2 separate regions of the Homo sapiens genome follow, and region 2 is linked to region 1. A link is a loop called in an ENCODE intact Hi-C map of the cell type or tissue named here. Cell type or tissue: ascending aorta. All regions are shown on one strand. Each heading gives the region's core, and the rest is flanking DNA. Links, peaks and the distances in the headings are about the cores only. Region 1 has its middle 19 kb from the start of ACCSL. Region 2 holds the start of ALKBH3-AS1 (ALKBH3 antisense RNA 1).

The links. Peaks named below come from ENCODE experiments on the same cell type or tissue, not always from the same donor. Only the 100,000 strongest peaks of a DNase experiment are listed, where the experiment ranks them.
Region 2: it touches region 1 in a loop (7-fold over the local background); 4 of 110 quality-filtered maps call a loop at or near these places.

The regions. Positions count from the first base shown.
Region 1 is chr11:44,023,189-44,035,417 of GRCh38, forward strand. It overlaps a transcript of ACCSL not described here. Among named protein-coding and RNA genes, the nearest start is that of ACCSL, 19 kb to the right of the region's middle. In ascending aorta, for the core only: no CTCF peak of the experiment used is centred there; DNase peaks (open chromatin) are centred at 7,303, 7,633, 9,223, 9,702 and 1 weaker place; H3K4me3 peaks cover 677 bases; H3K27ac peaks cover 5,629 bases.
Region 2 is chr11:43,914,611-43,926,839 of GRCh38, forward strand. It overlaps ALKBH3 (alkB homolog 3, alpha-ketoglutarate dependent dioxygenase), which reads left to right. Exons shown (of 10, transcript NM_139178.4): 9 at 4,428-4,526; 10 at 5,308-5,664. The coding sequence ends at 5,400. ALKBH3-AS1 (ALKBH3 antisense RNA 1) reads right to left here and starts at 6,334. Exons shown (of 6, transcript NR_038907.1): 1 at 6,264-6,334; 2 at 5,776-5,854; 3 at 4,976-5,052; 4 at 2,059-2,311. It also overlaps a transcript of ACCSL not described here. RefSeq lists an enhancer at 5,616-6,815. In ascending aorta, for the core only: no CTCF peak of the experiment used is centred there; DNase peaks (open chromatin) are centred at 6,311, 8,571, 8,971, 9,321 and 1 weaker place; H3K4me3 peaks cover 2,440 bases; H3K27ac peaks cover 7,256 bases.

The DNA of each region.
Region 1 (12,229 bases), core at 2,865-10,864:
CTACAGGTGCACACCACCATGCTCAGCTACTTTTTTATACTTTTAGTAGAGGCAGAGTTTTGCCATGTTGCCTAGGCTTGTCTTGAACTCCCGGGCTCAAGCAATCCACCTGCCTCAGCCTCCTAAAGTGTTGCGATTATAGGCATGAGCCACCACACCCGACCTAGATCTTCTATTTCTTCTTGATTTAATTTGAGTAGTTTGTGTCTTTCTAGAAATTTTTCCATTTAAGTTATCTAATCTTTTGGCGTATGTGGTTTCTGGTATTCGCTTATGATCCTTTTTATTTCTGTATGATTGGTACTCATGTCCTCCTCTTTCATTTCTGATTTTTGTAACTCGAATTTTTTCTTTCTTTTTTCTTGGTCAGTCTAGCTAAAGGTTTGTCAATTCATTATCTTTTCAAAGAACCAACTTTTAGTTTTGTTGATTTTATCTGTTTTTTTTTTTCTATTCTCTATTTCTGCTGCAGTTTTTATTATTTCCTTCCTCTGGCTTGCTGTGGATGAAGTTTGGTTTTAATTTTCTAATTTCTGAAGGTGGAAAGTTAGGTTATTTATTTGAGAGCTTTCTTTTTTAAAAATATAAATGTTTATAGTTATAAATTTTCCTCTAAGTACTAATTTAGTGGTCTCTCATAAGTTTGGTATGTTGTGTTTTCACTTTTATTAATCTCAGATCATTTCTACTTTCCCCTGTAATTTATTATTTAATCCAGTGGTTATTGAAGAGTGTGTTGTTTAATTTCCACATATGTGTGGATTTCCTGAATTTTCTGTTGTTATTGTGATGGTTAACTCTGTGTGTCAATTTGACTGGGGCAATGGGTATACAGATTATACATTATTTCTCAGTGTGTCCGTGAGGGTGTCTCTGGATGAGATTAGCATTTGAATCAGTGGACTCAATAAAGTAGATTGTGCTCCCTAGTGTAGGTGGGCATCATCAGTCTACTGATGGTCTGAATAGAACAAAAAGCAGAGGAAGGAGGGATTCACTTTTTTGCTTCCTGCTTGTTTACTTGAGCTGGCACATCAGTTTCTCCTGCTCTTGGACTGGGATATACATCACTGGCTCCCTTGTTTTCCAGGCCTTTGGACTCAATCTGGAACTATACCTCCAGCTTTCCTGGGTCTCCAGCTTGCAGATGGCAGATTATGGGACTTCTCAGCCTCCATAATTGCATAAGCCAGCTCCTCATAATAAATCTTCTCCCATGTATATCTCTCTCTCTCTTTCTCTCTCTCTCTCTCTGTGTGTGTGTGTGTGTGTGTGTGTGTGTGTGTGTGTGTGTGTATACATCCTATTGCTTCTGTTTCTCTGGACAACCCTAACTAATACATTGATTTCCAATTTCATTCAATTGTGGTCAGAAAAAAATACTTTTAAATTTATTGAGACTTGTTTTATGGGCTGGCATATGGTCTATCCTGGAGAATGTTCCATGTGCACTTGAGAAGAATGTGTATTCTGCTGTTGTTGGATAGAGAGTTCTATAGATGTTCATTAGATCTAGTTGGTTTATATGTTGTCTAAATGTTCTATTCCATTGCTGGTGATCTGCCTGGTTGTTATATTCATTATTGAAAGTGAGGTATTAAAGTTTCTGTTATTATTGAATTGTCTATTTCTCCCTTCATTTCTGTTATTTTTTGCTTCATGTATTTTGGGGCTGTTTGTTGGGTGCATAGATGCATAGAATTGTTATGTTTTTATGATATATTTATCATTTTATTATTTAAAAATGCCCTTCTTTGTTTCCAATGATGATTTTGTCTTAAAGTCTATTTTGTCTTACATTTGCATATAGCAATTCCAGCTCTCTTTTAGGCACATTTGCATAGTAAATATTCTATTCTTTTACTTTCAATCTGTTTATGTGTTTGATTCTAAAGTGTATTTCTTATAAACATCATATAATTGGATGATATGTCTTATCCTTTTGCTTGGAGTATTTAATCCATTTACATTATTGTAATTACCGTTTAGGTAGGGTTTACACTTGCCATTTTGTTATTTGTTTTCTAAATGTCCTATGTCTTTTTCTCTATGTATTCTATCATTGCTGCCCTATTTGTATTAAATGGATATTTTTAAATATATAATTTTAACTTGCTTCTTGTTTCACTTTTTTTAAAAAATTACTTTCTTAGTGGTTGCCCTGGGAATTACAATTAATACCTTAACTTAAAACAATCTAGTTTGTACTAGTATCAACTTAATTTCAATAGTATACTATACAAAAACTTTATTTTAACATAACTTTGTTCATTGCTGTCCCTCTCCTTTCTACTATTGTTGGCATACAACTTACATCCTTATGCATGATAAGACTGTAACAGTTTTGTAATTATTGAATTATACCATTATCTTTTAAATCAGATAGTAAAATAAGAGTTATAAACAAAAACATATCTTTGAACTGTTTTTCATATTTTCCTATGTGATTACTTATACTCTATATTTATTCATGTGGATTTGAGTTCCTGGCTAGCTCATACAGCCTAAATGACTCCTTTAGTATTTCTTATAGGATTGGTCTGCTAGTGATAAATTCTCTCAGTTACAAAAAAAATCTAGGAATGTCTTAATTTCTTCTTCATTTCTGAAAGATAGTTTTGCTGGATATACAATTCATGTTCAAAGTCTTTTTCTTTCAGCACTTTGAATATGTTATCCCCATGCCTTCTGCTTTCCATAGTTTCTGATGAAAAGTCAACTGCTGATCTTATTAAGAGGCTCTTGTACATGAGTAACTTTGCTCTTGTTGTGTTCAAGACTTTTTCTTTGTCTTTTAACCATTTGACTAGGGTGTGTCAAGGTGTGCAACCCTTTGAATTTATCCTAAGTGGAACTTGTTGAGCTTCTTGGGTGTGCAGATTAATATTTTCATCAAATTTGTGCAGTTTTCAGCCATTATTTCTTCAAATATTCTTTCTACCTCCTTGTCTGTCCTCTTGGACACCCATTATGCATATACTGGTATACTTAATGGTTTGTCACAGGTCTCTGTTTGGTTTTCTTTATTCTTTTTTCTTTCTGCTAAACAGACTGGACAATCTCAATTGATCTATCTTCAAGTTTTCTGATTCTTTATTTTATCTGTTCAATTCTACTGTTGAGCCCCTCTAATACACTGTTCAGTTCAGCTATTGTGCTTTTAACTTAGAATTCCTATTTGCTTCCTTAAAAAAAAGGTCTACCTCTTTATTGATATTCTCTATTTGGTGAGACATTGTTCTCATTACTTTCTTTTAATTCTTTATGCTTGACTTCTTTTAGTTATTTGACTATATTTATCATAGCTGATTTAAAGTCTTTAGTAAATCCAACATCTGGGCATTCTGAGGGATAGTTTTAATTGAATGCTTTTTGTTCTTATGTATAGGCCATACTTTCCTGTTTCTTAGTGTGTCCTGTAATTTTTAAATTGAAATATGGACATCTAAAATAACATAATGTGGCAACTCTGAAAATCAGATTCTGTCCCTTCACTAGGGTTTGTTATTGTCATTGTTTGTTTATTTAGTGACTTATCTAGACTAATTTTTTTTTTTTGAGATGGAGTTTCACTCTTGTTGCCCAAGCTGGAGTGCAATGGTATGATCTCAACTCACTGCAACCTCCGCCTCCTGGGTTCAAGCCATTCTCCCGCCTCAGCCTCCCGAGTAGTTGGAATTACAGGCATGTGCTACTACGCCTGGCTAATTTTGTATTTTTAGTAGAGACGGGTTTCTCCATGTTGGTCAGGCTGGTCTCGAATTCCCAACCTCAAGTGATCCACCCGCCTTGGCCTCCCAAAGTGCTGGGATTACAGGCGTGAGCCACCGCACCCAGCCGACTAATTCTTTAAAGTCTATATTCTTTATCATGCGTGATCCCTGAAGTCTGCTTGTTAGCTTACTGGTCTTTTAATGATTGGACAGAGATTTCCTTAAACGCCTAGATACAATAAGTTTCTCAGCCTTTGCCAAGAGGTATTTTGTGTTCATTGGGGCATGTCTTTAATGCTCTGGCAGACAGTCTACAACTCTGCCTTAGCCTTTACTTCCTTGGGCAGAGGCTCAAGGTCAGCCAGAGGAGAGAGATGTGGGCCTTCTTAGATCTTTCATGGGTATGTGCATGCCTCTGAACATGCATGTGGACTTCTAGATTCCCAGAAATAAATTGGAGCTTTTCATAGCCGCCTATAGAATCTTCCAGTTCTGCTTTTGCTTTTTAAATCTTGGAGCCTCAGCTTTCTTATATGTAAAGTAAATGTTCCAATAAAGGACCAGCTGAGTTCCTATGAAAATTAGGTAGAGAGCTTTATAGTGAAACCTAGCATTTTGCCTGGCACAGAGTAAGTGCTCATCAAATGTTAATTCCTTTCCCCTCCTTCTTCTTTCCCCTTTTTCAGCCCCACTGAGGGTTAAAGATTGGTGAAGGTTAAAGGAGGTGAAGAAATGTTCCCAAGGGCATACAACTGGTTAAATGGTGAAGTCCTTTTCTGATTTCTAAGCCCATGCCTCTCCACCATACCAGTGTTTCCCAATAATGAGATAATTTAAGGTAATATATAGATCATCATTCAACAACTTTGCCTGCATGTTTGTGTGTATGCATAATTTGTACACCAAACCCATGACTTTGTGCTTAGGACAAGGCATATATATAATAGATATTTAAGCTTAAAAAGTGAGTCAATCGATCTAAGCTGGGTGTGGCGGCTCATGCCTGTAATCCCAGCACTTTGGGAGGCCAAAGCAGGAGGATTACTTGAGGCCAGGAGTGTGAGACCAGTCTGCACAACAGAGTGAAACTCTATCTCTACAAGTCTTCTCAAAAAAATTATCTGGGCATGGTAGCATGCACCTATAGTCTTAGCTACTTAGGAGGCTAAAGGGAAGATTGCCTGAGCCTAGGATTTTGAGGCTGCAGTAAGCTATGATCATGCCACCGTACTCCTGCTTGGGTGACAGAGTGAGACCCTATCTCTTAAAAAAAATTGAGTCCATCTAAAATCAGTTATTAAGATAAGTAAGATATGGTGCAGGTGGTATGTTGTCAGGGCAAAAGCTGAGAGTAGTGGAAGTTGGCATGGCACCACATTCTACCCACAAGCCCTCAATTCTGACATTGGGAGTTAGAGTTGGAGTGGGCAGGAAAGGTTATTTGTACCAGCACTGTCCAGTAGAATTTTCTCTGATAATGGAAATGTTTTACTATCTGTGCTGTGCTGTATGGTGGCCACCAGCCACATTTAGCACTTGAAATGTGGCTAATATGATTAAAGAATTAATTTTTACATTTTGAATTTAAACAGCTACATGTGACTAGTAGCTGCTGTGTTGGGACAGCTCAGCCATAAACCAAATTTATTACAGCTGCTCCATGGGTCTGCCAGCATCCTCTAGTCATCCCTGCGTCACCTTCATTGAGCAGAGTGTGTGGCACAGGGAGCCCTTACCCAGGGGTCAGCAGACAAAGCTTCTGCACCCAAATCCTGGATTGTGTGATAGAGCAGCCTTGCCCAAGGGACTTAGCCTTGTTTCATCAGTCTTGTCTGTGCCTCAGTCTCCTTGTCTGTAAAATAAGGGTAATAAGAGTAATAATGACTTCTCCACATATGTCATAGGCTTGTGATGAGGGTCATGTGGAATCATACAGGAGGAATGTTTTGTAAGCCACAAAGTAGTAGAAAAATGAGTTAGCTTAAACAATAAGTTTGGAATAAGTTTGGAATGGATGTGTCCTTTAGAACAGGTGTGTTCAGGCTGGGCTGGGGTGTGGTGATCCTGTAGGCTTGACCTCCACCCAGAATCCAACCACTTCTCACTCCCGGGCAGTGATCATGCTGAGCACACTGTCACCACCTTGCCCTGGGGCTATTATGATGTCCTCCTATCTGGCCCCGCCATTGTGCCTCTGCAACAGCATCTTTTCCACACTGTAATCAGAGGGATCCTTCTATGTGCTAAATTAGATCTAGTCTTCTTCAAAACCCTACAAAGGCTTCTGGCCTCTCTAGGAGAAAGCCAAGATCCTTCCAGAGGCCTGCAGGTCCCTCCTGTTCTGTCTCTGACCTCATCTCTGAGTACTCCCCTCCAGCCATCCAGCTTCTTGCTGTTCCTTCAACATGAGAAGCCTCAGGGCCTTTGCCCTTGCTGTTGCCCCTGACTAGACTGTTCTGGATATTCTCATGGCTCACCCTTTGCTGCCTTCAGGTAACCTTTGCTCAAATGCTACCTTATCAGAGAGGCTTTCTCTGTATACCGTTGGATACCTATGCACCTGCAACAGTGCCTGGTGCAGAGTAGGTGCTCAGTCATTATTGCTGAATGAATGAAGTCCTGGTCAGAATGAATCACTGGCAGCTCATGCAGTGAGGTGGTGCTGGATTGGGAGTTGGCACACTTGCTGGGTGACTTGGACAAGCTACTCACCCTTTCTGGACTTCAGCTGCCCCATCTGCATGTTGAGGCCTAAACAAGGGAGTATGAATAATCTGGAAGATACCTTCTAATTTCAAAGAGTCCATAACCCCAAGTTCCATAGAGCCCCCGATTCTGCTTACATCCTTGCCTGATTGCTTGGTGAGTTGGCCCTCCAGAGGAGCAGTGTGATCTTGGATTGGCTAAGGGATCACTTAGGATAAAGAAGAATGGAATCTAAGCAGGGGTCCCTGGGACAGAACTGAAAGGGCAAGGGGATAACTTTTGTATAACATGAGGTTCTTGGAAGTGACTCCATTGACTTGGGTTCATGTCAAACAGTCAAACCAGGGTCCCCTGGGCCTTGTTTTTATTTTATTTTATTTTATTTTATTTTATTTTATTTTATTTTATTTTATTTTATTTTATTTTATGTTTGCTTGTTTCTTTGGTTGATTTTTTTTTTTTTTTTTTTTTTTTTTTAGTATAAAGGGGCTCCCCCTGGTTTTCCTTGCTTAGTGACAGTGGTGACCTGCCTCTCTCTTCCTGGTCTATCAATGTCTACTTGTCTCTCCCTGGGCCCTTTTCTCTCTCCCCAGTAAATCTGAGAACACTAGTAGTGATTCCTCAGGATTCTCTGGCTCAACAAATTTGAGGAGTCTTGACCCATTTCTTTCTCCCCTTCACTACAAAGCCCCTTCTCCCCACCTTTCCCTAAAACCCCAGATTGTAGAGCCCCACTCTCCCTCCTGTTTCTCATGGACACAGACGTCCAGAAGCCTAGGCCCCCTCCCCTCCATCCCTCCCCGCCTATTCTCCAAGCCCCAGAAGGGGCCGCCTGCTGCTTGGCTATTTTTAGCCCAGGAGCTTTTTCAAGGAGAAAGCAGCATGAGTCTCTGAGCCAAGGCACAGGACTGCGTCCCTGTGGAAAACCTCCCCTCATGGGGAAAGAATCCAGGGGATTTTTTTTGGATCCTGGCTTGGAGCCTTCAATTTTTGTGTGTCCCTTGCTAATTTATCTGGTTTTTTGTTGTTGATGTATTGTTTTTTTTATAGAAACGAAGGCAACACCAGATTATGAATCAGACATGGACATCAACTCTTGTGTAATTTGTGATCAGCCTGGAGTTTGGGTTTAAAAAAAAATTCTTATCTTGTTTGTGTCAATAGGATGGAAACAACTCAGTGTAATGGAAAACTGGCTGGTCTGGAGGCTGGGGTGGGAGTCAAGGTCTGACTAACACATCTAACACATGATCACACAAGACTCATTCTCTATGCTTACAATGCTCTTAGGAGGAAGAGACAAGGAGGGTCCTAGTTTTATACACGGGGAAACTGAAACTCAGAGAGGTTAAGCAACATGCCCAAGGCCTCCCAGGAACACACAAAAGGCAGGGATTTACACCCAGGATTTGGAAGGCACCTGACTGTTGTTTCCCTCCATTGGGGTTTAAGTCTCAGCCCTGCCTTGTGTTAGCTGTGTGACCCAAGGCAGCCTGCTTCACCTCTTTGAGACTCATGTCCTCCGTAAAATGGGAATGGTACTACTTGGCTTGTGAATGGTTAGGAGGATTCCATGAGATAATGTGTGTAAAGAGCTCAGGACAGAGAATAAACGTTCGCACGTCATCCTGCCCCCTGCCATCCCTTCCAGCAGAGGCTCCTGGATCACATCAGTTCCTGAAGACCCAGATGTCAGTCCGGCTCCCCCAGGGTATCTGCTGAGGTTCCTGCACCTTGTTTTTCTTGTCTTTGAAGTTTTCCTTTCCTGTGGCCTTAGAACTTCTGAGATCTGGATGGTATTGATTTTTGAAGATGCTCGTTTTTCCTAGGAGGAAAAGTGTCTCGAGGAAAACAAAGGAAAGCATCAAGACAGAGGCTCCATGGGCTTGAATCTTAGCTTTCCCACTGGGTGGGATTAGAAATGCAATATATTTATTGGAGGAAACACCTGCAATGGATGAAAGAGAGGGAGCAGGAGGAGGTGGGAGGGCCTTCAGACTGTGTGACCCAGGGAGAGAAGACAGAAGGATGGGGATTGAGGTAGGAAGAGTCTTGCACTGCCACACACTTCCAAGAAAGGTTGAGTCAGGCTGATGGGGAGTCTTTGAGCCAAAGTAGACTGATGGAGGAATTCACGTCTCCTAGGAAGAGGCTTGTGCTAGTACCTTGGCTGTGCTCATTTATTGGCTGGGGGCAGCCCTGGAGAAGACACAGCCTTAGTGTGGATGGTGGCGGATGCAGGTGGACAGTCGCGGGGGCTGTCAGTCAATTAAACTCCCTCCAGCAGGAGATCCAAGGTGCATGTTTCACGGCCACCACATTCACTTACTCAGGGGCAATCTTGGGAAATTCCCTCAAGCTCTCTGAATCTCAGAGTCAGCATCGGTGAAATGGGACTGATTATCATAGTATCTGGGTCTGAGGGTTTTATTTCAAATTTCTATTGCTGTGTGACAAACTGTCCTCATACTTAGCGGCTTAAGACTACAATAATGTATTATTTCTCACAATTCTGTTGCTGAATGGGACTCAGTTAGGGGTCCTTCTGCTTCACATGGCATTGCCAAGGTTGCTTATGTGGCTGCAATCTAATGGGTGCTTTGCTGGGGCTGGGATATGCAAGATGCCTCACCTTCCAGGGTCTCTCTCTACATGTCCTCTCGTCACTCTGCAGTCTGAGCTGCTCTGCAGCATGGCACTGGCTTCTGGACCACCCACTGCACTTGTCAAGCTCTGCTTGCATGGCTCTTGTTCATGTCTCGCTGACTGAAGCACGTCACATGGCCAAATCCAGAGTCCATGTGCAAGGGCGTGAATACCAGAAGGCATTATTCACTGTGGGTCAGCAATGGTCCAGGCAGCTGCAGGGTGCGGGGAGGAGGATGAAATAACATTGCCAAGTGCTCAGCACAGTGTCTGGGGTGCCTCAATGCGCCCAATAACCTGGGGCTGGGGCATGATGAAATTGCTCTCTGGAAGGCTTGAGGCATTAAATAAGCACTCCTAGCTCTGGGAAAACATAGCAGAGTGGACTGGAGTGGGGAGCGGGCGGATACGTGGGCATTGTCCCCGCTCAAGAATTCCTACGAAGAAGGGAAGTGGTGAAGACCAGCTCTGCAGGTCCAGGTTTGAGGGAGACCTAGGTCAACAGAAGCCCAGTAGGTCAGAATGGGCCTTTCAGAATCAAGGAAAAGCCCTCCTGCCAAGAATTTTCCCAGTGGGAAGGAACTCACAAATGTGGTATGACTGGGAGGAAAAGTCCCACAGAAACTCTCAGCTCATCATCTCTGAGAGGCTCCCCCGAGGGAGACGCGGGTGGAGACTTCTCTACAGAGCTCAAGCCTCCCTGGCGACAGTGGGAGGAGTCGGCAGGAACTCCCTCCAAAATGTTTCTTGTATCAGCCTCAGTCTCAGAAGACTGGTGAGTGCACAGTGGAGTAAGGCTCAACAAAAGTTAATAATGAAAGAATGAAAGTTTAAATGGTCAGGTGGACGAACAGTCGGGTTTGGTGGATGGCAGGATGGAACTTGGAAGGAAGAGGCTCAAATTTATATTTGTTATTTCACATAACCTCTCCAGCCCTCCTCCCTGACCTTCCTTCACAGAGGAGAAACTGAAGCCCAGAGATGCTTAGTAACTCACCCATGGCCACGTAGTTTGCCTGGCCACGTGGTCTGTAAGTGGCTGAGCTGGGACTTGAACTTGCGGCATGAACCCTGGGCTCTTGACAAAAACTCCGTATCAGACCACAACACACCATACCATACCTCTTGAAGAGAAAGGAACTTCTTAGGGAATCCTGGCAAACAGGCCCAGAAAATGAGCAGATGAATTCAGTGCCTGCCAAAGCCAGATAGCAACCCCTTCCCAGCCAGGGAACCAGGCCATTGACACGGCCACCACTGTTGTCTCCAGCCTCCTCACCCCCAGCATGCCCAGGGCTGAGGTCATTTGATCTCCCCCACAGCACCAGAGTTCTTAAAGGGGGCCCCTCGGATTTGAAATGTGGGTGACAGTGGTAGATAGTGTCAATGGAAAATGAAACAAAACCCTTTTCTTTGTGTCCCAAGCAGGATACCAAGTCCTGGGCAGGGGGAGAAATGGGTCACTGGAACAAAATCCTCTTTGACAGCTGAAGCAGGAAGACCTTGTTTGGGGGGAGAGTAAACAGAAAGGGCCCAGAAAAGACTGACTTCACTGAGCCGCAGCTCTGGCAAGGAAAACAGCTTATTCATATTTGAAGAGGTATTGGATGCTGGTGGCATCCTAAGTGCTGGAAGGAAGGGAGACACTGCCATCAAAATACATCTAAGCAAAGTAATGAGATGCAGGAGCCCGAGAAAGAAGACATTGGCAGAAGGGATGGGGGTGGGGGCAGTGGGTGGGAAGGAAAGGAACTGGAGGGAGAGGGGTCAAGCCCAGCCGGGCTTGGGCTGTCATTGTGCAGCCATTTCAGTGGCAGCCCCATTTGGTTTGCCTGGAATATGATTCTCCATCTTTGGGGGCGTCTAATGCAAGCTGTGGTCATTATCATCCCCCTAACACCACATGTACATGTAGATACAATTTAGGGTGGGGGTCCACCCACACCCCATCTGGGACTGTGGGTCTTCATGAGCAGTGTGTAGCCCATAGCTCACCCCAGAGACTGGGTCAGCGAGGCACAGGTGGGACTTGGCATTTGTTTTTGGAAAAAAGCTTCCCAGTGATTTTGACATGGCCCCTGGCTGAGCATATTGCTCTGGGGCTCCAGGAAACCCCGATGAAGACCTTAGCTTTTGAGGAGCAAGGATGCTCTATTAGTCTGTTTTCATGCTGCTGATAAAGACATACCTGAAACTGAGTAATTTATAAAGAAAAAGAGTTTTAATGGACTCACAGTTCCACATGGCCGAGGAGGCCTCACAATCATGGTGGAAGGCAAAAAATATGTCTTACATGGTGGCAAGCAAGAGAGAGAGAGAGAGAGCTTGTACAGGGAAATTCCCCTTTATAAAACCATCAGATCTCATGAGACTTATTCACTATCATGAGAACAGCATGGGAAAGACCCATCCCCATGATTCAATTACCTCCTACCAGGTGCCTCCTATGAAGTGTGGAAATTGTGGGAGCTACAATTCAAGATGAGATTTGGGTGGGGACATACCCAAACCATATCAGGTGCTTCATTCTAGCAATGAGAACAAGTGAATTTTAAGTCAGGGAATGAACCTCACAGAGTCCCAGGCACCCTGAGTGGTTCAGGGGCCTCTAGCCAGCTCCACAAGGCAATGAGTAACTCACACAGTAGCTCTAGAGCACCTGTATTATCTTCCCATCATGCTCATAGTAAAAGCTAAAGTGGCTATCCAGGTTTATGAAATCTTGCAGATCCATTCCTCAACTACAGCAAATACACTCTCTTATCCCAGGGCCTTTGCACTTGGCATTCCCTCTGCCTGGAACATTCTTCCTTCCCCCAGAGATCCATGTAGGTTCCTCCTTTGCTTCCTGTGGGTCTTTGCCCAACTATCCTACCTAAATAGCACCCCCTCTTGCTCTCAATATCCTACCCAACTTGAGTTTTCTTCACAGCACTTACCCAATTACATTATACTTATTTATATATGTTGCTCATTTTCTGTCACCTGCTTTAGGTAAATTGCAAGAGGGTTGTGTCTGTCTCGTTGCCGTCTCTCTTCCCAGCACCTAGAGCAGTGTCTAGCATGTCAGTTGCTCAATAAATACTTGTTGAGTGAATGAATAATGCTAATTCCTTCCTCTCTGTTGTCCAACAGGACACAGATGTCATTTTCAACTGTGGTTA
Region 2 (12,229 bases), core at 1,719-9,718, 110 kb before region 1:
TCAGGATGGGAAAAGACTTTCTAAGCATAAAAATCATGAAGACGAGCCAAAGAAAGGTCAGTAGAGTTGACTCTAAAATTTTTGAGCTATTCCATGTTAAATACCATAAGTACAGTTAAAAGGCAAATAGCAAATGAGAAAAGCATTTGCAAAAAGTATGACAAACAAATGCCTTAATATCTGTGGTTGTAGATCAATAAGAAAACAGTGTTAACACCCCCATAGAACAATGGACAAAGGACATGAACAGAGAGTGTTCACAGCAGAAGAAACACAAACAGCAAACAGAATGAAAAAAAAAAAGTTGAACTTGGGCTGGGTGTGGTGGCTCACACCTGTAATCCCAGCACTTTGGGAGGCCAAGGCAGGTGGATCACTTGAGCCCAGGAGTTCAAGACCAGCCTGGCCAACATGGTGAAACCCTATCTCTACTAAAAATAAAAAAAAATTAGCCAGGCATGGTGGCAGGCACCTGTAATCCCAGCTACTCGGGAGGCTGAGGCACAAGAATCGCTTGAACCCAGGAGGTGGAGGTTGCAGTGAGCCGAGATCACACCACTGCACTCCAGCCTGGGTGACAGAGTGAGACTCTGTCTCAAAAAAAGAAAAAAAAAAAAAAAAGAACTTGGCTTGTAATCCAAGATCTCTAAGTTTGAATGAGTTGTCATTTCTCCCCTAATTGTTTTTCGTTACTGTCAGTTGATAATGTTCAGCCAGAAGATAGGTACTGTCATGTTTTCCTGGTGAGATTATAGATTGCTGCAGCCTTCTCAAGAAAGCAGTTTGGTAATATAAATCAAGTGCCTTAAAGTTCATACACTTGGCTCCAGTAATTCCATTTTTTAAGAATATATCCTAGAAATATATGCAGAAATGTTTTGCCCAAAAATCTGCTTGCAGCAGCTTTTTATTTATTTTCCCTCTTTTTAAAAAAAAATACTGGTGTATGAAAATCAATCTCCAACCATGTGCTCCTTACTGCTCCATCCTTAGTACTAGCATAATGCCTGATATATACAGGTGGTCAAAAGGTATTTGTGAGTTTAAAGGAAGGATATGTTCATACAAAGGAATATTCTATAACCATATTTTTGAAATGTATATTTAAAGATATAGAAAAATGCTCAATAAAATATTAAAAATGGAGTACACACGATTGTATATCTGGAAGACTCTGTGTGTATGTTGTATAAACTCTGGATGATAGGATTACAGGCGATTTTCTACATTTTCTGTGTACTCTTCCTCAGTCATTCAGTACATATTTATTCATATGTGTGATAGGCACTGAGAATGTTTCTTAACAGGAAGACCACATAAACTTTCCCTCATGGAGTTTATAAGAGCAGAGGTTGAATAAATAATTACAAGTGCATCATTTACTTTAGTAAACTTATGTTACTTTTTATATTCTAGAAGGAAAACCTGTATGATGATTTTAAAGCATTGATGATTGTTTGTAATTTCTAAGACATTCTTTTAGGACAAGAAAGGGATGATTTTAAGAAAACTCCAAATCTCATACAGTATGAATTACCTTTCCAATGGAAAGAAAAATGTTTAGGTTTCCCATCTGTTGGATGGTTAATAATGACATAACAGTAAATACATCCAGATTTTTTCACCCCAAATAGCATTTTCTTAAAGGAAACTGAATAGGATATGTTGGTGAGGTGGAGGTAAGAGTTGTGAGAAGCTTTAGAAAAGCATAATTAAGCCTTCAAATGAACTGGCTGCGGTTGGAGGAATGAGAATGTTGATCAGCATTAATATAAAAATACATGTTTTTCGCTTTTTCCATGTACTCGTAGGGTTTCAAGTATTTGGAAAACCAAGAACATCAATAACAAAACCCACCCTGTAGCTTGAGTGTGACCCTAAAAGCTGCTTTTAACCAGGATGAGTGATGGAAAATTTTATCCTTAGCCCTGGTTTTGGGGGGTGTGTTTTGTTTTGTTTTGAAGAAAACCCTGAGTAAATCAAAAGGGCTACAGAGATGTGTTTGGGTAACTTAACCACGCTTAATGACTAGGAAGGCACTCTTCTAAACAGTCTGACCTGTGTTTCCACTGTTGCTTATCCATTTATCAACTGGAGCCTTTATGCACAGCCATGTGGGTTCCTCTGGCCTTTTATCTGACTCCTAAGTGGAAACAGTCTCCATGCATCTTGCTTCAGTTGAAGGGCATCTTGCTTCAGTTGAAGGGTGGCTCTATGGTCTGTTGCCACTCTGGCCTCGAGGGAAGGATGCATTTGTGAGCTCTGTGTTGCATTAGTAGGATCCCTTGCCCTCTTTCCTGTCTGTCTCCTTCTGCAAATTAGGAATGCATCTTCTAAGTCAAAGATCTTAGAAGGAATAAATAACAAGCAGCAAAGAATGATATCACTTCTCACAGAGGGTACACTGTGTAAGGGTGTCTCCTTTGTGGACTGATTCGAGTGGCTCCCTCCCAAACGAAGGCTCACCCTTGTCTGCTTTTTGGTATGGCTAATGGTTATGTTGAATGTAATGTGTTCAAAACCAACCTGAGACTTTCTCTCATTTGAAAAGTTCAGATCTTAGGAACAGTATGTGAAATGTGATCATTGAACATCACTTTCCATCAGTGCTGATACATTTCGGAATTCTCTTTCACTTGTGAGGTGGATTCCTGCTTCATGTTTCCAGGTGGAACTATAGTGTTTACCTATTCTCTTCCACTGATCTAGCACCTCCTTCTCCCCAACAGTGTTTTTAATGTTCTAGGAGATCTTCATCTCAGAATTGCCTTCATGTTGTGGTTAAGTGTCTTTCCTTTCTACTTTATTTTATTCTCCTTAGTGTCTGTACTTGATTTGTAGATTAAGCCCATGTTGCACTCTCTGATTATGTAGAGGGTAGCAGAAATTCTTCTGCTTCTAGCTGTGTTGAACCTTGATCTGATAGCTGACTATACAGCCTAAATTAAGGAGCCTTGGACTGTCTAATCTCATGGTCAGTGCACTCCCTCCGGATATCTTTTCCCCAGTAGGACCATGTGTCTCCTCTGTCTGGATTTTTTTTTTAAATCAGAGCAGCGTTTTGCTTTTCTGAGATGGAGCTGGGCTGCAGTGAGGGCAGGGTCACCTTCCCACTGCCCTCTGGTTGTCTGAGGGGTCAAAGGTAAATGTTTTGGTGCCCACTTATTACTGGAAGAGAAAAGGTGGCAGACACAATTAAAATCAATCACTGAAACCAAAGTTATTTTAAACATTGCTTCTATCTTCTGTCTATAAAAATTATGACTATGCTTGACAAAGTTACTGCCAAAAGTTGGGGCCTGGAACTTAGACTGTTTATGCAAGTTCATGATTGTTTTGATTTTGATTTTCCTAGGGAAAATCTTTGTAAACAGTTAAGTTCTCAGAAGCACCCATACAGTAATAAACATAAACACAGTTTGCACTGAAATCAATCCTGCAGTAACCCAAATGTAACCCTTTCTACCGGAAGTGAAGCAGATGAATGAATAGACCCATCAGTTCTGCCCAGAATGGAGGTGAAGAAATCAGGAAGCTCAGATCTGTCCCAGTCTCAGCACTTGACATGCTCTTTGTTGCTGTGAGCACAGAAGTTGTTTAATGCTCCTGGTTTTCAGCTGTGGAGGAGCCACACTACCAGTTAATTGCTTTGCAGCTTATGCTCTGAAGACTCCTGAGAATATTGGACATAAATTGCTTTTGAGCTCTCTGTGTAAATACAAAGCATTTGTATCCTAAGTGTACAGGAGTCGTGATCCATCCTCAAAGATGTAAACAGCCAATCTCAGTTTGACAGCACTGTTTTGGTCAAGCCAGAGCTCCCTTTGAGAAAATCTTGCTGTTGTCTGTTCTGGAAAGAGGCAGGAATATGTCTCCAAAACTCCATAGTAGCCATGAGAAGAATTGAGACTATAGGTGCCAATTAGTAAATTAGCATACATTGTGAAAAGGTGAAGGAAGTCATCGCATCAAATCTTGGTTAAAAGGACATTTTTCCCACACTGAGTATGTCAAAATGTAGAGCACAACATCAGTCAGATGTAAAGAATTCTTGTACAGGTGACTTTTATTTCCTTCTTAGGCCAGAATGGGCTTTTCTGCATTTTGGATTATGATGATGACACTAATAGCTAGCACTTACTGCATGCCAATCTTCAAGGGATTTACACATATTCTATCAATGGAGGCTCACCATAGCCCTAGGTGGCAGTCACTGTCATCCTCCCCATTTTACAAATGAGTAAGTCAGGGTACAGAGAGATGAGGTAACTTGCCAACAGTCAAGCAGCTGCCAAATGACAGAGCTATATATGGATTCCCACAGTCTGGCTGAGCAGAGGTTTCCATTTTTTTTTGACCTCTGTCAGGTTCTGTTGCATCTTGATTACACAGGCAAAACATTTATTACAACAAATGCTGTTTTCTAGGAAGAGAATGGAGACTACACATATGTGGAAAGAGTGAAGATACCCTTGGATCATGGGACCTTGTTAATCATGGAAGGAGCGACACAAGCTGACTGGCAGGTGAGGATCTGCAAGTAATATGAATCTGCTTTCATGTGGAGGCAGTTTCCTGACTCTGAGGACTATTTCTAAGTAGACATGGTGAAAAGCAAGCTGCTTTTACAACGAGCAAGAGGGAATGAGCTGACATTCTTTCCAAGGAGTTTTGCTACTACTGACAATCCAGGTGGACACTAGTGTGTCCGGTAGAACTTTCTGTGATGATGAAAGTGTTCAGTATCTGTGCTGCCTATTGTAGTAGTCACTAGCCACATATGACTGACTTCTTAAAATGTGGCTTGCATGCTATAAAGAACTGAGTTTTTAATTTAATTTTAATTAACTTAAATTTAAATAGCTTCAGGGTAGCTAGTGACTATCTTATTGGAATACACAGCTCTGCAGCTAGGCCATGCCATTTTTAGGCCAGATCATTTCTAAGGTGCACATGTTAATGTCAAAACACTTACCATAAGAATGGAATCTCATGCCTCTCTTTGGTCTCATCCATTTATATGTTTTATGAGATTTGGGAAATGGCAGGTGTCTGAGAGGAACAGCAACAATTAGAAAAGATGAAAATATCTCACTTCAGAGGTGCTGGCATAGCACAGTGGGGCTGGGGATGGAAATTTGTTTCAAAGAAGGGACCTTTCTCCACAAGACTTCAAAGAGCTTACTACTCATTTAAGGGGGATGAGATGGAAATATTTCTGCATTCTCATGAATAAGTTTTAAGTCGCTTTGAACTAAAAGTGTGTATGTGTGTATTTATGTCAGAGTTATGTGTATTTCCATTTAGCATCGAGTGCCCAAAGAATACCACTCTAGAGAACCGAGAGTGAACCTGACCTTTCGGACAGTCTATCCAGACCCTCGAGGGGCACCCTGGTGACGTCAGAGCTTTGAGAGAGAAGCTTCACTGAAACGGAGCAAACCTTCCACTGAGAAGCCACTTCAAGAGGCTGGTGCTGCTAGATCTCATGATGTGGCTGTTGGGAAGATGGTGGGGTTTGTTTGCCAGCTTGGAGTCCTATTAAATGAAAGCCAGCAACTCATGTTGGTAATAGGTCTACTGTGGGAACAGTTATCCCTAACCACAGCTCAAAATCGCTATCATCTTTAGGCAAATTAAAATCTATGTGGCAGTGCTCATGGATGATTTTGTTCTAAGCAGTTTTCCTCCTGCCCTCCCCCGCCCCCCACACGCCCCGCCTTCATTTGAAGAAATATCAATGGACTTGTGCCTCTGGGGAAAAGAAAATCTCACGTGTTTGTTCCTTGTGACTTCAGTGAAGTGGAGATATAAATATGCGTCAGGGACTCTGGAGCCTTCCGTAGGCAGACAGCTGCTGAAACCCAAACAGAGGTGGTTTCATCTTGGCTTGCATACTATTGTAATGGAAAGCTACATATTCAGGGAACACTGTAACTGAGTCTTCCTGCAACACACTCAAGACAGGTTACAGGCCTCCAAATAAAGAGTGGTGGCAGTATGCTCTCGTCTAGCCACCTTCAAGTAGTCACCTGTAATACAAGAGAAAACTGTCCCCTTAAAGGGAGGAATCACTGAATGATGTCACGGGAAGTAGCAGGCTGAAATTGAGGCTGAAGAGCAGCAGAAGGCCTGCTCATGACAGCTGTTCCACATAGATTATTTTCCCCTCGGGAATCACTTGAGTCATCTAGACCCAAGTCAGATAGAAGTGGGAGCAGCCCTGCAGGGAATGCACTCAATTGCCTAATAGTTCTCGTCACCTTGTGTTTCAGTAGCCCTATGACTAACGCTCTCTTCTGACTCAATGTTTTCTTACATACAAGGTCCCAAGGTACAAGGGTTAGTCTGTGATGTCACTGAGGTTCCCAAAACAAAACAGAGTGGCTGCCCATTGTTGCATCATAAAACCACGTGTCTTCTTGACCTCTTGACTCAGGAGCCGTGTACCAGATTCATTCCAAACCAAGATACAGAAAACCTGAGAGAAAGGAAATGAATTTAAATGGATGAAAATAGGGCGGGAGAGTTAGAGTTTCTCTGTCTGCCAGTGGGGGAAAGGTACAGTGCCTTCTTGCTTTTTATCCTGTTTCCATTCCAGGCTGTAAGATTGATGCTGTCCATGATCATAGGAAAATGCCAAAGGCTGGGCATGCTCTGACTCGGCACTCAGATGGAGCACCATGCCTGGCCAGGCTGTTCTCTGACAAGCTCTCTGGCTCCTGGCATTGTAGTCCCCCTGCCCTTTTAAAAAACAAAAAACAAACAAACAAAAAATGAGCACGGCTTGTTTCTCTAAGAAATATGAAATACTTTCTAAAATTTGAGCACCACACCAAGCTTTCCTGTGAGGGAGGTTCAAATCACCATAGGAATAAAATAAAGCCTCTTTTCAATGCTTAGCTGTTCTCCTATTAATGCAAATAATACCTGGCCAGGTGATACAGCCAGCTTTGGTGATCAGTTTGATGCATGACACTAGGAAATTTATCTTCCATTCCTTACTAATGAAAGAACTGGCAGATGGTTCCAAGTCTTCCAGCGTCCCTCTTTCTTAATGGAGGGTCATGATCTCCCCGTGTGGCAGCTGTGCATTTGATCTCTTCACTTGTCACACCCATGTCTTCCAGGGAAACATTTCTACTCTACAGCAGATGGAGTGGGCCACCACCTGGGTTTCTTGGTCTGAGAGCAGCAAATCTTCAGTTTTGTTTTTCTTGCTGTCACTCCAGATACCACATGCCAGAACTGCCCTTTTCTTTACCATTAAGATAATGTCCCTTCTGAAATGGCAAGTAGGTACTTGCCATAGAGTAAAACTACAGGGTGTAGGCATGGACAGGAATTCCAGACCATGGCAAAGGGCAGTGTGCCTCAGTGACTGCAGCAGCCTGTTGCTTTGTTTTGCTGGTGCTAGATCTGAACTAGGAATTAGAGGTGAAGCTGTTTTTGCTTACATCGCGTGTAAAGCTGAGGAAGCAAATATAACAGCGGTAGCATGAAGAAAAACAGGTTTCGGTTTTGTTTTTGCTGCCCTTCTTCTGAGCTTCAGCAGGCACTGTCCTAGGAGCTTTTATACATAATCCCTTATCCTTCCCACAGCGCTGCAAGAGAGAGGTCCTATTCCCATTGTAGAGGCTAGGAAACTGATCTCCAAGACGTTAGGTAAGTTAACAGGGCTTGTAGTGGCAGAACCAGATTGCAGACTGCAGGCTAGTTTCTCGGCCTGTTTGGTTTCCCTTTGCCATGCTGAATGTAGGCGAAATGGTCTGCTGAGCACTCCCGGGAGCCTGAGCCTCAGGGCTGGCTCCTGTGGAGCTGGTCACAGCTGACCACAGGCCACCTGTTTGTTCCCTGACTTTCCTGTTCATCAGGGCAGGCATCTGCATCTCATCTTTCCTTAATCAGCATCAGCATCCTCTAGCCAGAAACTGCTGGTGACTGGACTAGCAGTTGCCCATTTCATTGGGGAAGCTCCTTTTGAGGGGACAGAATCCAACTTCTGGTGAGTTAGACAAATTCTCAGCCAACTTTCCTTGATTTTCTGGCAAGTGTTTCCTGACCATATCCACCTTCAGAGATATGAAACTTTTAGAGACAGATAAGTTTTCCCCGGTGGTCCTTTCTCACCTCATTCTTACCTGTGAATACACTTGGGGACCCTGAATGACACCCAAACTCATAGCAGGCTTTTTCACAATACTTACCAACACCATTACTCCAGTCAGCAGCCCAAAGAAACATCAGGCTCCACACTAAAAATGTCTTCTTTATAACAGGCAACTTGCTTCAAACATGGGTTGGAACACACACTTAGCACCAGATTGCATCCCCAGTGTTGAAATCAGGATCCACATTGATCCATCATTAACCCACTAGCTCGGGTGGCATTGACAATTCCTGATAAGTTTGAGTCACAGCTAATAAACCTGCCCTTTCCTTGTGGCACCCACTCTCTGCCTCTGTGGCTGATGTGATCCTGCCCTAGTGCGTGGCAGGTCTGTCTGGACACAGTCACTATAGAGCCGTCTCCTGAATTGTGTCATTGCAATGCTGAAAGAGTTAAGTAGGCCCTGCAGTGCGCTGAATGCTCCAGTTGGAGGGTTTCAGAGAAAGTCTTGACAAACGACGGGTTCCTGCCCTGCTGGGAATATTTCTTCTTTGAGTTCTGGCAGCTATTACTTGGCTGCAGAATATCTAAGACCCACTTTGCCTTTTCTGGTCATAAACACTTGTAGTGTTGAATCTTAAGTCTTGATTATTTTTTTTAATGGTGGCTTTGGTAAAGCTGAATGTTTCCATAGTGATGCATTCTGTTTATTTAAAACTTTACTTATACATGATTCCACCCACACGCTCTCCTCAGAGGGACCTGGTCTACAACTGCCCTCTTTCCCAACCCCATTTTCTGTTTGGAAGGAACACGCATGTGAGACCCTTGTCAGACTGGTGCTGCTTGAATCCATTCTTAGATGTGATTCCTGCATCTGGGTGTCAATAGGGAAATGACTTCAGTGTTTATTTACTACAGTGACTAATGGTGCCTTTTCCAGCTGGTCTAAAGCTGATGTGCCTCCATTTATAAAAGCCTTCCCCAGCCTGTGAATAGAGCCCCATGTTGGGCTGAGCTGTCTGTTAGTGTTTAAGCTGGAGCGGGAAGAGGAGGCAGTGTCAGAGCACAGTGGAGGAAAACAGGATAAATTAGGCTGTAGCTTCGTAGCCAGCACTACCAAGAAGGCTGTTTTCTCAAATGAGCCTGCTTGGAGCTGGCAGAGGCCTGTGTGTACGACGCTGTTAGGATGATTTCTGTGCCATCACTCCCCCTCATAGGAGCAGTGATGTCACGCTCTCTCAGCACAAGGACAGTCCCTATTCTCATGTGGCCTCCAGGAATGTGGACACGCCTTCACTGCTCTGGCTGAGCCCACTGACTTTTAGCTCTGGATGCAAATTCTGGTATCTGAAAGGGAAGGAAAGGGGAAAGTGGGGAGGGAGCTTACAGAGTAACTACTCCCTTGGGACCACAGCATCCATAATCTGATTTATTCCTAAAAGAAATCCTATGGCTGTTTTTGTTTTTTCTAAACACCTGAGGAAACTGAAGTACCCAGAGGATTTATCAGATCTGGGATCTGGTGTCCGCAGTGGTCTGGGAGAGACAGCCCTGGAGGGCTAGCCCAGCCGTGCCTGCTGCTGTGGCCTGTGGGACCTCCCGTCCCCCAGCCCTGGCCCTGGGGCCGGCAGCCTGGGTGGTAGGAGCGCTGCAGCCAGAGCCTCCTGTGCCTTTTTCTGGGAGCCCCAGCGGGAGCTCACCACTGGCCAGGTAGTGGGAGGAGGCGGTGGGCGCCTGAGGGCCTTGTGACCGTGTTGTGAGGTGCTGCTCCCCGCAGGAAGGACGGGGGCAGGCGAGTGGGACAGGGACCTGGAGGCCGGAGGCCGGAGGCCGGGAACCCAGTGCTAGCCCCGCAGCCTCCAGGCTATGTGTGGCCAAACCCGTTCCTGCGGCACAAGAGGCGGAGCCAGAAGGGCCACCTCGCAGGAAGGCACCCAGGCCCCTCGCACCCTGGGAGGCCAGCTGGGTCATCGCTGCCTGAGTCTGAGCCACCTGCCTGGGGGTTCGGTCAGGACACCAGCCTCGCCACCAGTCCGCACTTGGAGGATGGCCACGGGGCCCCCTAGGGGTGAACCCACCAAAGGCGGATTCTGCAATCAGGGCTCCTGCAGGCCTGGAGAATGTGGAATAGCTGGAGGAAGGATTCCATGGGGCCGTTCAAATGGGCAGAACTTAGGAAAGTCAGAGAGAGGAGGGGAGCCCCACAGAAGTGTCTCCTTCGGGTTGTTTCCTGGAATGTTTCCTCTGAAAACATGTCAAGGGACTAGCCACCAGTTTCTTCCCAGCTTTCTCTCTCTTTCTCTCAGACTTTCAGCCTCCATTCACCTGGAGTGAGAGGGAAAGGAGGACAGCTGGCCTGAAGGTAAAAATCAAGAGGGGAGGCATGAATGTGTGGCTTCTTGCTCCCCTAGCCTGCCCAGCTGTGCCCTCCTCCAGGCTTCTCTGCTGGGAGGAGGGGTGCAGAGAGGAGAGCTGGTGAACTCCCGTGCACATACTGCCCTTTGACTCCCTAAAGCCCTGTGGGGTGTCGGTAGGGGACTACTTGAGAGTAGTCCCTATCAAATGCTTAGGCCAGTGTTCTTTCTGCCACTCTGAGAGGCCTGGTGACAAGAGGGAACATGGGAAACAAGCAGCCCCAGAAGGTCACGGTGCCTACTGGGACAGCCCTCCAAGGAGTGGTATTGATCGTCTCCACGCTGCACCAGCCAGGTGGCTGGATATGTGGCAAGGATCCCTGCTGCAGCTTGAGGTAGCGTCGTCCTCCTGAATCTAGTGCCAGCTGAGCTCTGCACCAACCGATGAGGGGAATTAGCTGGACAATTTCAGACAAGACTGGCCCCGTTCGCTTTTGCAAGGGGGTACATGCTCCCTCTTACGGTCACAGTACTGCCTGCAAGGGTAGAACTGGGGAGCAGCTCTGACACCCCACCCCTACCCTAGCCTCCACATCTGCCGGAATGACTGTCTGAGCCCTGTGGGGAGAGGTGGAAGGAGCCTAGGCTTCAGTCAGGTGGACCCAGGGTTGAATCCCAGCTCTGCCCTTTCTAGCTGAGTCACCTCAGACCAGTCAGCCTCCAAGCCTGTTTCCTCCACCGTGAAATGGACTCAGAAGCAGCCCCCTCTTGGCGGTCCTGTGAGGCTTGAGACCATGCATATAGTGCCTGACAGTAACCCACTTAGTAATATGATTTTTTAAGTGCACCATTTCACATGCCCTGCTAACCCCAACCTTAATCCTTATGCTGGGTGGGCGGTCCTTCTGTGGCTGACGGATGGCCCTGTGACCCTGCCTTTCCCCTTGGCAGGCTCCCCTGGTGCCCTCGTGTCTGTTGCAGTCAGCAAGGGTTGGGGAGTGGGGTTGGGCAGAGGCTTTCTGGAGAATGGCCAAAATGAAAATTGTGTGCGAGTGGAGCTGATCATATTAAGATCCAGCTGCACTTAAGTCCCCCTCTGGAAGTTCTTTAGGCCAAACTGAAGAGAGCTCCCAGATGCCAAAGTGGCCTTGCGTTGATGCTCTGCTCACTCTCGGCGGCCCCACCACATGCTCCCCAGGTAATTGGTTTCCTAATGCACTATCCCTGGACAGATTCCAGGATTCCAGTGCCTTGTCCCCTTGGGGTCAGTTCTTGACGTTTCCTAGCCTGGCAAGGGTCGCCGACCAGGCTCAGATGCACCCCCACAGGACTGTATTGTTTTCTCGTTCTTGCAGGCCACTTTCAAACTCTGTACAGAACGCCTTGGCCTGCAAGAGTAAACAAGATTACCAGGCTGGAATTCTGTTCAAGACCAGGGCTTTTATATCCAGAGATTGTGGGTCAGATGCGGTGAGGGATACGTGAAAGGAAGACACAGTGCCTTCCATTACAGATAGAAGTAAACCCATGTGGCTTCTATTTTCCTTGGCAAAATTAGTTTTTTCTCCTTACTACAAAAGAGGTTTGTGTTCTTTGCAAGAAATTAAAAAGAAAGATAAAAAGAGAAAGCGTTTGTAACTTCACAAGCTAGACATGGCAACTCTTTACATTGGTGTGTGTGTGTTTGTGTAAGACAGGGTCTCACTCTTTTGCCCAGGTTGGAGGGCAGTGGTGCAATCATGGCTCACTGCAGCCTTGACCT